Linked DNA regions of Homo sapiens: region 1 is linked to region 2. A link is a loop called in an ENCODE intact Hi-C map of the cell type or tissue named here. Cell type or tissue: Caco-2. All regions are shown on one strand. Each heading gives the region's core, and the rest is flanking DNA. Links, peaks and the distances in the headings are about the cores only.

What was found. A loop is a pair of places that touch in the nucleus more often than their neighbours do. Peaks named below come from ENCODE experiments on the same cell type or tissue, not always from the same donor. Only the 100,000 strongest peaks of a DNase experiment are listed, where the experiment ranks them.
Region 1: a loop joins it to region 2, with 3 times the contacts of the local background. A loop is called at or near these places in 13 of 110 quality-filtered maps.

The regions. Positions count from the first base shown.
Region 1 is chr2:138,824,931-138,833,272 of GRCh38, reverse strand. No RefSeq gene overlaps it. Among named protein-coding and RNA genes, the nearest start is that of NXPH2, 49 kb to the right of the region's middle. In Caco-2, for the core only: CTCF peaks have their summits at 3,757 (motif pointing right), 5,416 and 5,617 (motif pointing right); DNase peaks (open chromatin) are centred at 3,732 and 5,672.
Region 2 is chr2:138,085,252-138,093,593 of GRCh38, reverse strand. No RefSeq gene overlaps it. Among named protein-coding and RNA genes, the nearest start is that of LINC01832, 12 kb to the left of the region's middle. In Caco-2, for the core only: no CTCF peak of the experiment used is centred there; a DNase peak (open chromatin) is centred at 3,973.

The DNA.
Region 1 (8,342 bases), core at 153-8,152, 740 kb before region 2:
TATATAGCATCTTGTAAAAGATTCTGCTCAGAATTGGTACTTGGCAAATTCGTATACTCTAAGTGAAGAGAATTAAATACACCAAATAGAATTATACCTGTCTATGAAATTAGGTAAATATATTAAAATCACTGCAATACAAAGAAAAAATCACTTTTGAAATGACACTGACTAGTCTAAACATAGATTTACATTTGTCATATTTTCCAAAGCTGATACTACAAGGAGAGTCTTTTCCTAATCCTGTACAAAAACTAAATATTTATAGGATTAACACAGATTTTGTGCTTTGCATTAATGGTGTCCACTTGATATACACATCACTCATTGATCATACTAAAATTCTGAGACTAAATTTGAATTACCTGTGAATCATATTCAGAATTTAAGAAATATTAATGCATTCTACACTTGTAGCTTTGAAGTCTTGAGAAGATCAAAGAGACTGTTCAGCTGTGAAAACCTTCTTAAGAGCTTTCTAAAACTTTACACATCATACGCATTTCACATATAAGACAAGATTTAGGAGAATTTAGGTCACAGTGGTATAAATGTCAACTCATTTGCTTATAATATAAATAATGTAAATGTTCTTCTATAACAGCTATGATCAAATTCTGCTTTTTGATAAAATACAGAAGCAGATGGTCTGCTCAGGATGATTAAAGCTAAGTAAAGTATTTTAATATGACTAATTTAGGGAAAGAAGGAAGGAAGGAGGGAGGGTAGGTGGAAAGTTGAGAGGAAGGAAAGAAAAAGAAAAAGTTCTATTTAAATAATGATATTTATAGTTAGAAGAGCTAGTAATGATCTGGCCCAACAGATTTATTTTTTCAAGTGGGGAAACTGAGGCCTAGAGTTTAGAAGTAACTTGCCACTTTTTTTGTTTCTCTTTGCTATTAGTATACCACTTGTCTCATTATATATCCTAAATATATGGTATGATGTCCAAAACAATCAACCTGTCATCTACAATATTTAAAGAAAAAGCAGACTTTCTTAATCTAACTAGAATCCCAGGTTAAAGTATTTTCATTCTAGAAAAAAAAAAATTGGTACACAGTCACACATTGCTTAATGATGGAGATACATTCTGAGAACTGCATCATTAGGTGACTTTGTCATTGTGTGAACATCATGGAGTGTACATACACAAACCTAGATGGTATAGCCTAACACACATGTAGGCTAAATTGCTCCTAGGCTACAAACCTGTACAGCATGTTACTGTACAATTACTGTAGTCAATTGTAACACAATGGTAAGGATTTGTGTGTCTAAACTTATCTAAACATAGAAAAGATCAGTAAAAATGCAGTACAAAAGATTTTTTTAAATGGTATACCTGCATGACCTTTATTATGGATGGAGCTTGCAGAGCTGGAAGTTCCTCTGGGTGAGTCAGTAAGTAAGTACTGAGTGAATGTAAATGCCTAGAATATTACTGTATACTACTGAGGACTTTATAAATAGTGCACACAAGTTGCACCAGGCTTACCGTTTTTAAATTTCTTTCTTCAATAACAAATTAATCTTAGTTCCCTGTAAGTTTTTTACTTTATGCACTTTTTAATTGTTTTATCTTTTTGATTCTTTTGAAGTAATGCTCACATCAAGTAGAAGAGAAAATTATGCAATCAACAAATGTAGTAAACACAAGATGTATGGGCTTCTGCTGGTGTAACCGGGCATACTGCTCTACAGTAAACATTTTTTATAGGTAGAAGGAGTACATTGTAAAATAACAATTAAAAGTATAGTATAATAAATATGTAAAACAGTAGCACAGTCATTCATTGTCATTATCAAGTAGTATGTACTGTACATAATTGCATGTACTATAATTTTATATGAGTGGCAATGCAGTAGGTTTGTTTACACCAGCATCACCACAAACACGTGAGCAATCACCACCAACATGTGAGTAATGCATTGCTTCATATATGCAATAGAAATTTTTCAGCTTCATTATAACCCTATGGGACCACTGTTGTATGTGGTCCATCAATGACTAAAACACTGTGGAACAGCATGTAACTGTACTTAATAAACAAGGGAAAATAACAAACCTAAACTCAATCTCTAGATCTCTAACGAACATAAAAGTGGGAAATGTGTATTTACCCAAATATGTTGAACAAAAACCACGGATATAGACTGCATGCTTCCTTCAACCAGAGTTCAAGAAGAGAGGGTAAATTAATAGAAAGTAAGTAGGCTTTGGAGTTAAAACAAAATAATAATGATAATTAAATTTGAATTCCACATCTAATCCTTAATGATTATGTGTTATGGGGCAAGAAACATAACTAAACTGTCTTCATTTTCTGTCATTCTTAAAAGGAGTATAATAATGCCCATGTTATGCAGTTGTAGTAAAGATTATAGGAACTTACACATTTAAAAGTCTTAGTACAAAGCCTGGCACATAAAACAGCCTAGGGCTGTTTCTATCTAACTAAATCTAGAAATCAAGGTTCAGAGTACCTTCTCCCTTGCGCATTGCACACCCCTGACACATCCCATACACTGCACTTATATGATCCACTGCAGTGAGTTTCATTGGCATTAAAATTTTTCCTGCTAGTGATTCATTATGACATCCATATTATAGCTCATTTTGCATTAATCATAATTTAAAGAAGGTTTTTTTCTTTTACCTAATGTCAGATATGCTTTTTATCTCACATCAACGGACTGTTCTAGGCCTAAGTTCCTCCCATCTAATGTTCCTTGAACTAGGCCAACCTGTCTGTGTTCTTGGCCAGGCATTTGCTATCTTGATCATATCAGACTTGGATAATAACAGGATTTTCAGTAGCAGAGTTTCCAGGAACAAGCACCTCAAACAATGCTTATAAAAGCCCAACTGTCTATTACAGGAGTAAGTAAAGCAGTTCAATTTGATAGTTGTCTTTGGTTGTCCACTGAGCAGGAAAAACATAAACGTACAGGTCCTAATGAGGGAATTGCTAGCCCTTGCTACAATATTGGAAAAGAAGACAGCAATGGGAGACCACACTCCAATAATCTAAACTGCATTGGAGAAACAACTATCTGGTAAACTAAGATTTAGTAAACAATGACCTTGTAACATTTTTTACAAATGGGATTATTTCATTCCTCAGAAAAGCAAAACAAAACAAAACCAAAATGAGTGAACACGCACAAACGCTATGAAACACTATTCTGCTCTGCCTGCACTCTTAGTTCTTTTTCTTCTCTTAGGCAATGTTTTCAGTGCAAATTCACAAAATCATAGCCTAACCACTTCTTAACTTCAGACTTTAACGTGGTCCTAGCTATCTGGTGTTCTTTAAGCTTTGGAAACTTAGAGAATAGCACCACATCAATAGGCTCAAGTGTGTTACCTGTAGGGGACTTGACAGGTCAAAAAGCGATGGCTGTATAAGTAGAAAAGTTTATTTAGAGAGCAACTTCATTTTGTTTTTCCTGCCAGAGAGTCAGAAAGCAACCCAACCAGCTCACTTCAGTAAAACCTGAAAATCAAATGGGAAACCAGACAAATACAAGAATGCACTTTTAAACAGTCTGAGAGTTTCTGGACCTATTTTACATGAGGTTTCAAATGCCCACACCATGCTATTCAGAAGCAAAGGTAAACATTGCTCTACAACCACAATTGATGTCCTCTCAGTTCTCCAGTGGCAGTGCTTGCAGAAGCTGAGTGAGAGTGACACACAGACTCAGCCTGATCATCAGCCTTGAAGCAGTGACCTGGGCATGTCCCCAGCAGAGGGCCCCCTGCCCTAACTAATAAGACCGGGCTCCAGTAGCGGGATGAAGCATTAGCAGGTTATCACACTGAAAATGATGGGTAATTGCACTGGTTTTAACATATGGAATTGTGTCTTTTCAGTGAAAAGTGGATTTTCAGAGGGACTCTGAATGCTGCTTCAAATGACATCACTTCTTTTTTTCTTTTTCTTTTTCTTTTTTTTTTTTTTTTTTTGAGACAGAGTTTTGCTGTTGTGCCCAGGCTGGAGTGCAATGGTGAGATCTCGGCTCACTGCAACCTCTGCCTCCTGGGTTCAAGCTATTCTCCTACCTCAGCCTCCAGAGTAGCTGAGATTACAGGCGCACCACCACGCCCGGCTAATGTTTTCTATTTTTAGTAGAGACGGGGTTTCACCATGTTGGCTAGACCGGCCTCGAACTCCTGACCTCAGGTGATCCACCCGCCTCGGCCTCGACATCACTCCTTAAATGGCAAAGATTCCTTATGATGGATGGATGGACCCAGTGGCACCTTAGACAAGTGAAGGTGCACATAGTTCTTAGTGGAATCTGACAGCAACCTAACGCTGATTTGTCAACTGAGGCTGAGATATTATGGTATTGATCAGAGGGAATAGTGTCTGCTTAATGACATTGAAAACCAAATTACTTGGAGAATGGGATGCTTTAGTTCTTTGGACTTTTGTTTATCTGAGAAACCCTGATACTTCAACCCTTATGATCAGAATTCTTTGAACTTGAAAGAGCCCACTTTCCATCTGGGCTCCATTAGGAGTATGCTGAATATAACTAAATTAGACAATTTGGATTTGGCACAGATACTCGAATTGTCAGTAGTTGTGGATGAGGAAGTTACGAGGGATTGAAGCTGAGAAATACTGACCCCAGGACATACACCAAAAGGCCATTAATTCATTAAGCAAATAATTATTGAATATCTCTTCTCTGCCAGACATGGAGAACAGATATGTTTGAGGAGAGAAGGGGAGGAATTGACTAAATATTACACAAATAAATATTTAATCACGGACAGCTGTGTTCAATGTTATAAAGGCAGAGAGCAACAAGTGAAGTAAAGCAGGGAGCTTGGCGTCTGCCAGCAGTTGGAGAAGGCTTCCTTGGGGAGCTGACATTTAACCTAAAGCCAAGGAAGAGAAATAGCAGTTACAATTACTTTTATAGCAAGATTTCTGAATGTTTAACTTTTTATAATTTGATACCATTTCAAATATATTTAAAAATTGAAATTCTGGCTACATTGCTTTTCAGTTATTTGAGGTTTGAGCCTAAAAACACAAGGATCCCCAAAATGCTTAACACTTTTGGCGTTTTGGATTTGGAAAATATTTTTAAGTCCTTTGTTCTGAAATCTCTGTAGATTCAAGAGATAAAATAAATCTTGATTTATAGCAAGCACAGTCTTTTTGGAGCCATTCTTGGGGATTACAAATGCCATTTTATCTCAGAAGTTCCCTTTTCCTGTGATCTTTGTCTATGGAATCCTGGGAGAATTGTTCCCTATTGCCTTTCTTAGTTATAAATTGGCTTTAGCCAAGAAGAAAATTGCACATCTTCAGGAGATAATGCTCAACCCCTGTCTGATTCGATACTACAGCAGGTATTTGATTTCAATCCAAAATTTTTAACAGCAAGTATAGTAAATGTTGAAAAGAAAATGAAAACATAGCATAACTTCATTACTTTTATTTACAGTCATTTTGGTTTTGAAATAATCTTCTCTGGCTTCCTTCTTCAGTGTACAAGCATCTATCATGTTTTGAGTTTTTTTCTGTTTGTCTAGGTCTCTTAAATTCTACTTAAAAGTATTTTCTAGTAACTACACAGGAAAAGCATCTTCTCTAGAATTCCAGAAGATGGCAGCATAGAGCTACTGTTCCAGTCAACATGCCGCTTCATTTCTGATGAGCATAGTGAACAGTGATAAAGAGTGGTGAGTCCCTGATACAGGAGTTGAGCTGGGTGTGTAAGCCAAGTCCAACCCAAGTGATAAATACATCTCTAAACATTCCTGTGCATCTGCCAATGGGCGCTGAGAGTGAAAACTATAATATTACAAATAGCAAATAAAAGGAAAACATACTTCTTTCATGCTGGCTGGTTCATTTGGAAAGCTGTAAACGCTGGAAACTTACAAATTCGAATACTCTTTACTGGTTAGTAGGGGAAAGAAACTAGATTTAAATAAACTAAATCTGGGGGAAGTGCTTGGGGGAAGAGCTTAGGCTTAAACACTTCCCACAGATCAATTTGTTACCAGTAGCGATATTAAACATACCTAACAGATGGTAGGATGCAGGGCTTCCAGCCATCACAAAGTTGGCTGACCAGTCAGCACAGGAGACAGAGCTTCACCCCCTTACCACACTTTGGGGGTGGAATCTCATCAATTTTCCTTGAAGTAGCAAGAGCCCTGGAGTCTCATTGCTAGGAGGTCTGGAGGCCACTTCCTTCCCCTTCTCTGATGCCGTCTTTTTTGGCCCTCAATTTTCTCGCTTGTAAAATAGCAATAATAGGCCCTTCTCAGCTTCCTTTATAGGGCTGTGGTGGGGATCAAAGGAAGATAAGAACATCTCACCAGGTATCAAGTGATTAGCTGAGGCAGCAGAACTTGGTGACCTGACGGTGGGTTTTGCAGCCACCAAAGAGGGCTTGAATCCACTCCACACCATTAACTGTTTAACTTTGTACAAATTGCTCAAGCTCGCTAAGCCTTGATTACTGCACTGTCACATAGTTCTGATGATAAGAATTAACTTATAAGACTAGAAGATATTTAGTCTGCTTTCTCTCCTCAACAAATTTTAGCTGTTATTTATTAAGAAACATTTTGTTCATGAATTGTTTTTCAAATTTAATTTTCTATCTTATCCAGCAGACATGGAAAATCTATATTTAGCTGAATGGTTCTCTACTGTCACTTACCAGGAGAGGAAAGGTTCTGGAAACATGCATACATATAGGGAGTCAGGAAGAGAGACCAGACGGGGGAGTTTAGGGCTCAGATCAGACAGGTAGAGACTAGCTAGAGGCCCAGGAGAGCAGGAAGGGAGCAGGCATATGGCCAGTATGGAGAGGGCTCAGCTGGGCTGCAAGAGAAAATGAGAAGCTCACCACTTGTCAGAGATCCAAAGTTAGACTCTTAGCACCCATGTCTGGGAATGCAATGGCAATCTGAACAGAAGATGAAAAGTCCTGAAAAAAAAAAAAAACGGATCTATAGTGTTTAAGGCTCAGCAAGGAACAAATAATATTTTTAAATGTCCTAGATGGGCCAGGTGCAGTGGCTCATGCCTGCAATCCTAGCACTTTGGGAAGTGGAGGCAGGGGAGTGGCTTCAGCCCAGGAGTTCAAGATCAGCCTGGGCAACAATAGCAAGATCCCATTTCTACAATCAATCAATCAATAAAATTCTTAGGGAAAGGAAAGTAAAACCAGAAGTTTTCTTGGTGAATGCAGTAAAATGGAGCTAGAAAGGGGTCTGAAGATGGTCCAGGGTCTGCAGGCACTCCCAGGCCCCAGCACTGCCCTTTCCTGAGGGACAGTTGACCTCAGCAGCGTTCTTGTATGGGCCAGCAAGTGCACGGGAAGGCTGGAGGGAGGAAGGCTTTCCCCTTGCTTGCACCGCCACGGCAGTTGGTTAATAAAGCTCACCATACTAGAGGAGCTTTATAACAAACAGCTTGTTGTTCCTGTCCATCTTTTTCTCTGATGCTGTCAAACACTGTTTCCTACCTTTGGTCTCTGGTAAATGGTTGCTAACAATTTGGGAGTACTTATGAAACACTTTCCATAAGTGTTTAACCCTCACAACAACTCTATAGAGATTTATCAACCCCATTTCGTTCACAAAGAAAATGAGATACAGATCATCTAAATAACTTGCCCAATGCATGATATTTAGTAAATAGTGAACGAAGATGTGAACCCACAGAAAGACTGGTTCGGGAGCCCATGTTTCTAACTACACCAAGATGCAGGCAACAGCAAAGCTGCCCTATGGATAAGTGAAGTGGAAAGTGGGAATGGAAATGAAATAAGCGCTTTAAAATCCCTACTTCCACTCCCATCAACAGTCTACTGTACATTATTCCCTGAAAATAGCAATGCTATTAATCCTATCCTTGGATTAAATAAATTAACAAACAAGATTATTCATCACATTAAAAACCTAAATGTTGGTATACATGCTGTTCATTCAAAGTAAACATGTCTAGTATATGGAATCGTTCTTTTCCTCGTGACCTTTTGTTTAATTATATTGCAGAATGACCAAAAGATAGGAGTACAATAGTGATTCTCTATGTTAATCATTTTGTACAACACACTCTTAAACAACCATGAATATGGTTTTACATCTTTGTTTTTTCCAATTTTTTTCTAATTAAATTTATTAAACTTTAATTTTTCCTGTTAACTCTATTTGATTGGCAACCTCTGAGTTTCCTGTACCTGGATGTTATTGTCTTTTCCCAGATTTGGGAAATTTTTAGCCATTATTTCTTTAAGCTTACTAGTTTTTTTCTCTCTCTTTTTCAGAAAATTTTATTATATGAAGGTTTCTT
Region 2 (8,342 bases), core at 317-8,316:
GGTAGATGAGACACACAGGGGAACCAAATGTGTTCTTGAGGATCTCTACTCTCTCCTCTTGAGGAGCCTATATACTCGTTGGCAGAGAGCAATAACAAACATAAAATATAATAAGCGAATACCTTATTATATTGTAAATTAAAATGTGGCAAGTGCTATGGAATAGAACAGGGTAAGGAGCACCACGACAGTTGGTGGGGTCAGGGGTTACCATTTAAGATAGGATGCTCAAACTAGGCCTTTCCAAAAAAAGGTGACATTTGGGCAAAGACTTATATGAGGTGGGGGAATATAGAGAGGAGAAATTTGGAAGAAAAACAGAAATGCTCAATAGAAAGAACCTAAGGAGAAAGTATACCTGAAGAGTTTGAAGACCCACCAACCAGTAAGAAGGCCAGAATGGCAGAAGCAGAGTGAGCAAAGGAGAGAAAGTAGATTGAGGTTTAAAAGGTGAAGGGAAAGGCAAGGTAGGTATTTCAGGTACCTTTGCTGTTACTGAGGATTTTTTTTTTAAGCAAAGAGTGATATTCATGTTTCAAGAGGATTGTTCTATTACTGAGTACAGATTTTTAGGGAGTAAGAATGAAAGCAGAGAGACCTGTCAGGAGGTTTTTGAAATAGGTGATGATGGCTCTCTGGTCAAGTAGCAGCAGTGAAGGCGGCCAGAAGTAGAAGAAGTTTAGCTACCTCATGACAGTAGAATAAGATTTGCTTAAGGATTGAATGTGGGACATATAAGACAGAGGTAAGCTAAGGTAGTCCCCAAGAGTTTTGGTCTGAACAACTAGAAGCAGTGAAGTTGCTATCCCTGGAGATGGACAAGGCTGCCAATAGAGCAGGTTTTGTAAGGTAAGACCAGGAGTTCAGTTTTGGACATGTGAAGTTTGAGGTTTCTATTAGATGTTCTAGCGGAGGCGGCATTAAGGAAGCAGTTGCATATGTGAGGCTGGAATTTGAAGGAATGGGTGAGATTTTTATTCATATATATATGTGTGTGTGTATATATATATATACACATACATATTTGAGGTGTTGACATATAGATGTTACAACTGTAGAGAGAGAAGAGAATCAAGAGTGGTACCCTAAGGCTTTCTAACATAGAGAGTCGTGGAAAAAATCTGAAATTCTCTCAAAAACAGAAAAAGAAATGACCAGTGAGATAGAGAAAAGCATAGATAGATAAAGCAAACATAGCTAAAGAAAATATGTGCCTTGGAACCAAGATCAAGCAAAGATATTTAAGAAGAGGATTTATGCAACTGTATTATGTTGATAATAAATAGGTCACTTAACATGAGGACTAAGAATTGTCCGTTGGATTTAGATGAATAACTTCTGTGGAACAGAGGGGCCTAAAGCATGATGAAAGTAGGTTTACAAAAATAAATGGGAGAAGAAAAATTGGGGCAGTGAGTATGGACAACTCTTGTGAGATGTCCAACAAAGAGAACAGAAAAACATGACAGTAGCTGGTGGGAAAAACGAGTCAAGAGAAAGATTTTTAGGATGGGAAGAATGAGAGCATATGTGTATGCTGATGGGAATAATCCATGGGAAAAGAAAAATGTCTTGCAAGAGGCAGGGAGAATTGCTTGGAGCAGGCGAGAGGGAATGGCATCTAGTGCCCACGTGGAGAGATGCTTTTAGCAGGTGCACAGGAAGCTCACTGCTGATGTCTGGTAGGGGGTCCAGGACATGCAGGCTCTGAAAGTGGTAGATGTGGTGTTGAGGGTCTGTGGAGGTTCCCTCTGGTTGCTTCCATTTCCTCAGTAAAGTAGGAAGCAAGGTCAACCACTAAGTATGAGGTTGGGGAGGAAGAGGCAGTTTGAGGGAAGAAGAGGGGTGATAAATATCTGGAAGGTGGAGGAGTGAATGGCCATGCAGCCTGATTGCTGGGCAGCACAGAGAGCCCATTCCTGGTCATGCAGATCAAAGGCGATCTGTCAGGGAAACTTTATCTCTCCAAGTACCTGGTTCACTCCATCTTGGTCTTGTTCATAGTGAGAGTTCTGTAGCTAGGACAGTGCCTGGCACACAGCAGGCACCTCATCCCCATCCTGCCTCTAACCTGGCCTCCCTCGAATTCATTCTTCACACAGTTGTCAGAGGGAGTACTGTAAAAACAATGCTTATCTAGTTGCAGTGATTTTCCTTAGTCCTCAGTACAGCTCAAACTTGTTACGGCAGGACAGAAAGCTTTTCATGGCCTGGTCTTTGGTTAGGTTTGAAACTGCAGCTGTTGTGTTTATCCTCATGCCCCACACTGTAGGGGCAGTCGTATTGGCCACCTAGCAATTGCCATGATGTTCAGTGCTATTTCTTTCTGGACTATCCTCATCACCTCTAGCTTTCACCTAACTAATTCGTACTGATGCTTCAGAGATTCAGCTCAGACATCACCTGCTCCAAGGAGCCTTCACTGACACTCTCTCTAACACTTCCTCCTCCCAGGCTGCACTGGATGCCCTACAGAATCCTTCGGTGACTTCTATCTCACCCTTTCTTATGTGTCTCCTCTGTTCAACAAAATAATATTGGTAAATTCTAGGATGTCAACATGGTATTTATCTGTATCCTGAGCTCCTACCATGGTGTCTGGCATATAACATGTTCTCAAAAAATGTCTGTGGAATGAAGGAAGAAAAGACAAGAACCAGTAATGACTGTCTATTGTCTATCAAGACAGGTTCCAGTAAACATTAATACATGATACATAGCAGTAAGCTCCAAGGCAGCCATTCTGGACTTCTTGGATTATTTGCTTAATTCTTTGACCCTTTCCTACTCCTAAAGTTACTTTATGTATATCTCTGATTTTTACAAGTAGAATAGTTGTGATGTGTTTAAGATCTGATTTGCAGACATGGCATCAGTAAGACATACCCATTGAACAGTTTTTCAGAGTCTGGAGTTAGGTGGCCCTGAGCCATGCTCACTTACCTATGTATGATTAGCAAGGAGCAAGAAACACACATCTAGAGGCCTTTAGGCTCAGGCTGAATCTACACTCCCTCCCTTTACCTCTAGGAGTCTCCATTTCCTCATTTGTGATAAGCTTGCCTGGAGTGATATTCTAAGGATGGCATTTTGTAGATGAACAAAAAATGCTAGTTCGCTGTTATAATCATGACCCAGGATTCTCATTGTTTGGGCAGCTGCCCTAAATAACAAGTGGCTACAGATCTGAATAAAACAACTCTTCCACTTGACAAACTGCCTTTCTCTACTCTCTGAGGTCAGCCTGCTTCTTGTTCTTTAGGTCTTAATTTGAATGTCCTCACCTTCTTCAGTCACTCTGTCTAAATCAATTCTCACCACACCTTCCCCATTCCCCACTTACCTCCCCCTTGTCATCTCAATGCTGCAGTCCCTTCATAGTGTTGATCAGCATTTGCAATTCTAGAGTTCAAGTCCCATAATTATCTTGTTCAGCGTTATATGTCCAGTGCCTAGAGTCCAAAACATAGATAACAAGCAATCCATAAATACCTGAAGAATGGATGAATTGCACTATGCTTTGATCATACTGGACAGCTAATTTGCCTAGGAATTCTAGGAGTTGTTTAATTTTACCAAGTCACCTAGAAACTTTGAAGAGAATGTTTATCTCTCAGCTTCAGGTATAAGGATCATCCCTTCTAGACTTTTCTTCTGTCTCCCATTCCTAATGGCTTCACCACTGAAGATTACGACAACTATATTCTGTGCTTGCAGAACAATTTGTAAGTCTAAACCATCTTCAAAAGTTCTTAGCAAATGCTTGGAAACAGAATATTTAGAAAAACAGGTAGCTTCTTAAATGAAGCCGCTGTATGTATGTATGTATGTATATATATACATATGTATGTATGTATAATAAAATCTATTGGCCGTGCTTTAGGATTAGAATCCCAACCTGCCTCCCCATTCCACCAGGAATTGAAGGAGCATGCCAGAATGCGTTGGAAAGCTGATTACGCCCTGCAGTCGCTTACAAACTGGCTCAACACGTCAAGACTGACGTGCTTGAAATCTAGTGAGAATCTAAGTCAATATAAATCACTGGCTAAACTGTGTTTTACTGGAGAGTCGTGAAGTTACTCTAACTTAAATACAGGACGCCCCAGTGGGGGAAGATCATTGAAGGCTAAAAGCTTCCTCCAGGAGGTGGGGCTTGAGAATGAGTGGAAGAGGCTTGGAATCTGGGAGGCATGGCTAGAAGGGGTCGGGGTCGGGGTCGGGGGCATGGCCCCTGCCGGTGATAGGCTTGCAGTTCCCAGAAGGAGGTAATGCAAGGACGCGAACCTAGGTGGGCGATGAGGGAGGTGGGAACCTTGAACAGCCCCGGGTCTGGCACACTGTGCCGCATGTTGGATGGTTCTGCAAAAGCTGTGACTTCCCCTCTACTTGTTTATTGCCTCCTGCCTTCCCCAGAACAAAGCAAAACTAAACCAACACCACCAAACAAAAAAAATCTCTTCCCGCAGGATGGGCAGCAGGTGGAGATTCCATGCTCTTGCTAAAGGAACCATAAGGACAAGTGTTTATGAAAATGTGTCTGGCTAAAGAGTTACTTTCCGTAAAGGACGAGAGATTAAAAACAAATGACAGCAGGACGCAGAGCATGACTGTGTGTGCATATGTGTGTACTGTGTGCACCTTTGTGTGGGTGTACAGTATATACCCATGTTGTGTATATGGGTGGTGTGCTATAGAGTGTGTGTGTGTGCGCGCAGGTAGGTGGGTGAGTGTACAGTATATACCCATGTTGTGTGTATGTGTGGTGTGCTATAGAGTGTGTGTGTGTGTGTGTGCACAGGTGGGTGGGTGAGTGTACAGTATATGCCCATGTTGTGTGTATGTGTGGTGTGCTGTAGAGTGCGGGTGTGTGTGTGTGCGCACAGGTGGGTGGGTGAGTGTACAGTATATGCCCATGTTGTGTGTATGTGTGGTGTGCTGTAGAGTGCGGGTGTGTGTGTGTAAGGCACACATTTTTCTCCTTCCTCTGGCACCTGCTTGGGCATCCTCAGTTCTTGGCTTCTTCACAGCCAGGAGGTTTGGGGCACGGCCCCTGTTTCCTTTTCTGCTTCTCTGTGTACCTGGTGTCCCCTTGTGCTCTGCTGCCCACTGCAGGGACCCTTCCCCTCACTGCTGCCTGCTTTCCTTCCCAGCCAGAGGAAGGGGGCCATGTTCCTGGGGAAGGCGGGAAGGCCAGCAAGTGACTTTGATGGATCGCTTTGCACGGGAGACCCAGCTCTCCCAGATTAGAGAGGCTGCAGCTCGGCGCCGGTGCCTCCAACTGGGGGTTGTTCCGATGAGATAATTTTTCTCATTAACCTTGATAACTCTCTGCTGATATACGGATCTGTTTGCACTAACGCAGAACTTTTTTTTTTTTTTTTTTTTTAATATTTTTCGGTCTTCTACACCTTCCAGGCAGGAGAACTCGGAGCTTGGTGTCAGCCTCCAGGCTGTTGAGTAGCCTGGGTGCCAGCTTCTGGGTGCCCCGGCAGACCTGCAGGGTGGAGCTTAACAAGTCCCTGTGTTCAGTATCCTGGATTTTCTTGGCCATAAAGCTGTCAACAAATGTGGAATAGGTGTTGGAGTGAATGAGCAGTTTAGAGATTTAAGAAACCCATGAGGCAGAGGTGGGCTCATCTGCTCCCACTCCCCCTTCACTCCCTTTAGCCTGCAGCAAAACCCAGCTACTTGTTGTGGCTCCTTGCAATAGCTCTGATTTCAGACACCTTGGCTTCTGCCAGAACTGTCCCTGTGCTGCAAAGTGTAATGGCAATGTGCCAGAACCATTACTTGGGGCATGTCTTTTTCAGCAAGCTTTCTCTTCCCTAATTAAAGTGAATTTCTGTATTGTGTACATACTACCCTTACGGTATTTATTATAATAAATTGTGCCTATTGGTCAAGTCTTTTTCCCTGGCAGTCTGTGAGCATTTTGAGAATACAGTCTGTCATTTTCATTTTTGTTTCCTCAGCATTAATACACGGTCTGGCAACAGTGAGAATTTGGGGAATGTTTGTTGACTTTTGAAGAGAATTAAACAAGACACAAAATTAGGAAGTGCCTTGAATGCTTCATGGAGTTTAGTTTTATGGGGGAAGTTATTAGCATAGGTTGAATTGTATCCATCTGGGGCCTAATGTTGGGCCCTTACACATAGAGCATCCTAAGTATCTCCCCAGAGCCCCTCAGAGTGGACAGGGCAAGTCAATATATTGAGGATCCTGGTCAATTACAGTGAATAATTGCAAAAATGGGCCCCAAGAATTTAATAGACTAACAGATTAAACACCTTTATGAAAACCCACTGCAATACAATTATGTTGTCTATGAGGTAAATTTTAATTTTTTAAATAATTCACAATACACTACAGGCAGTGTGATCCAGTATGAGACACAAGAGAAATGATGGCCATCTTTCAATTTTGACAGTGTACTTCTGTGAGTTTATACAAAGTGATTTAAAAATTATGTCAAAGTTCTAAGTTTAAGCTTCTTCATGAATGTGATGCCTGCACAGTAGCTTTGCTTGACTTTTAGTCTCTGATTTGATCCTTCACTACACACGCATACAACAAACACCCTCTCTCCATTTTTTCCTTAGCCAGGCAGCCTTTGCTTATCAACTGACACTCCATTTTGGAAAGAGGTTATGTATTTGGGGGGAAGTAAAATTAACCTTATAATTCTTTAATGAGGCTGACAAAGACATTGTGTTGGGTCATAAAGGCAGGACAAGTAGAATGTAAAGAACTCTCCAGATGCTCTCCTCTCTGAAGAACACAGGGAGGTGTTTGCTGGCAGCTGCTGCAGTGTTGGAGCCAGTGTTGATGTTTGAAAAAAGGACTCAGACTGAAGGGAGAGGAATGATGTCATCTCTTGAAGCAGGGGCCAGTTCTTAAACTTAACACTCCTTAGAATAGACTGTGGAGATGGAGTGAATTCTAAGAATTTGTGCTTCTTACAAGTTTCTGGTTGTTGTTGATGTTGCTAGTCCATTGCTCTAAGGGAAACTGCATAAGAAAAGTGTGCCAGGTTACCCCAGAATTATTAGAGATAAGAGGAACCAGTGGGTGCTATTTGAATTATAGAGAATTTAAGATGCAAAGGATCTGATAAATCATTTGATCCACACCCTCATTTTATAAACAAAGAAATAACAGAGATCTAATGAGGGGTAGTAATATCATTTTAAAAATAAGTGAGTTGATGTTACAAATATTTGGTCACAAAGTCATCTAAAACCACCCGAGTGGTTGTTTCAGCTACTAAAGATACTAAAAAGATTATAGTGATATACAAAATAAAATTAAGAAGTGAACACTTTTCTTTATCTAAAGATTCTGGTTGCTAAATTCAATGTGAGGAGAACTATGTTCAAATTGTGCTTCATCTAAATGATTTCTTCCTACTATGTGCCAGGCACTGTACAAGGTCCTGGGGAAATAGCTTACAGTCCAGTGAAGGAGATTCACTTTTGACAGTATAGAGTTTGCCGAAGAGAAGTTTTCAGAAAAGCTCTGCCTGCAGGAACTTTTACGGAGTATCAGCCAAGTGACAGAAACTGAAATGGTTGCGAAGAAGTGGGCTTACCAGCAAATGTACCCAGTCCTTGGCAAATGTAGAGATATGTCTAAGGTCTAAGGTCAATAAAAATTATTATGCTTAAAATTGAGAAATGGGGTCTAATTAAACTAAAAAGCTTCTGCACGGCAAAAGAAACTATGATCAGAGTGAACAGACAGCCTACAAAATGGGAGAAAATTTTTGCAATCTATACATCTGACAAAGATCTAATATCCAGAGTCTACAAGGAACTTAAACAAATTTACAAGAAAAAAACACACTGCCCCATTAAAAAGTAGGCCAAAGACATGAACAGACACTCTCAGAGAAGACATTTATGTGGCCAATAAACATATGAAAAAAAGCTCAACATTACTCATTATTAGAAAAATGCAACTCAAAACCACAACGAGATACCATCTCATGCCAGTCAGAATGGCTATTATTAAAAAGTCAAAAAACAACATATGCTGGTGAAGTTGCAGAGAAAAAGGAATGCTTTTACACTGTTGGTGGGAGTGTAAATTAGTTCAACCACTGTGGAAGACAGTGTGGCAATTCCTCAAAGACCTAGAGGTAGAAATACCATTTGACCCACCAATCCTATTACTGAGTATATACCCAAAGGAGTATAAATCATTCTATTATAAGGATACATGCACACATATGTTCATTGCAGCACTATTCACAATAGCAAAGATACAGAATCAACCTAAATGGCCATCAATGATAGACTAGATAAAGAAAATGTGGTACATATACACCATGGAATACT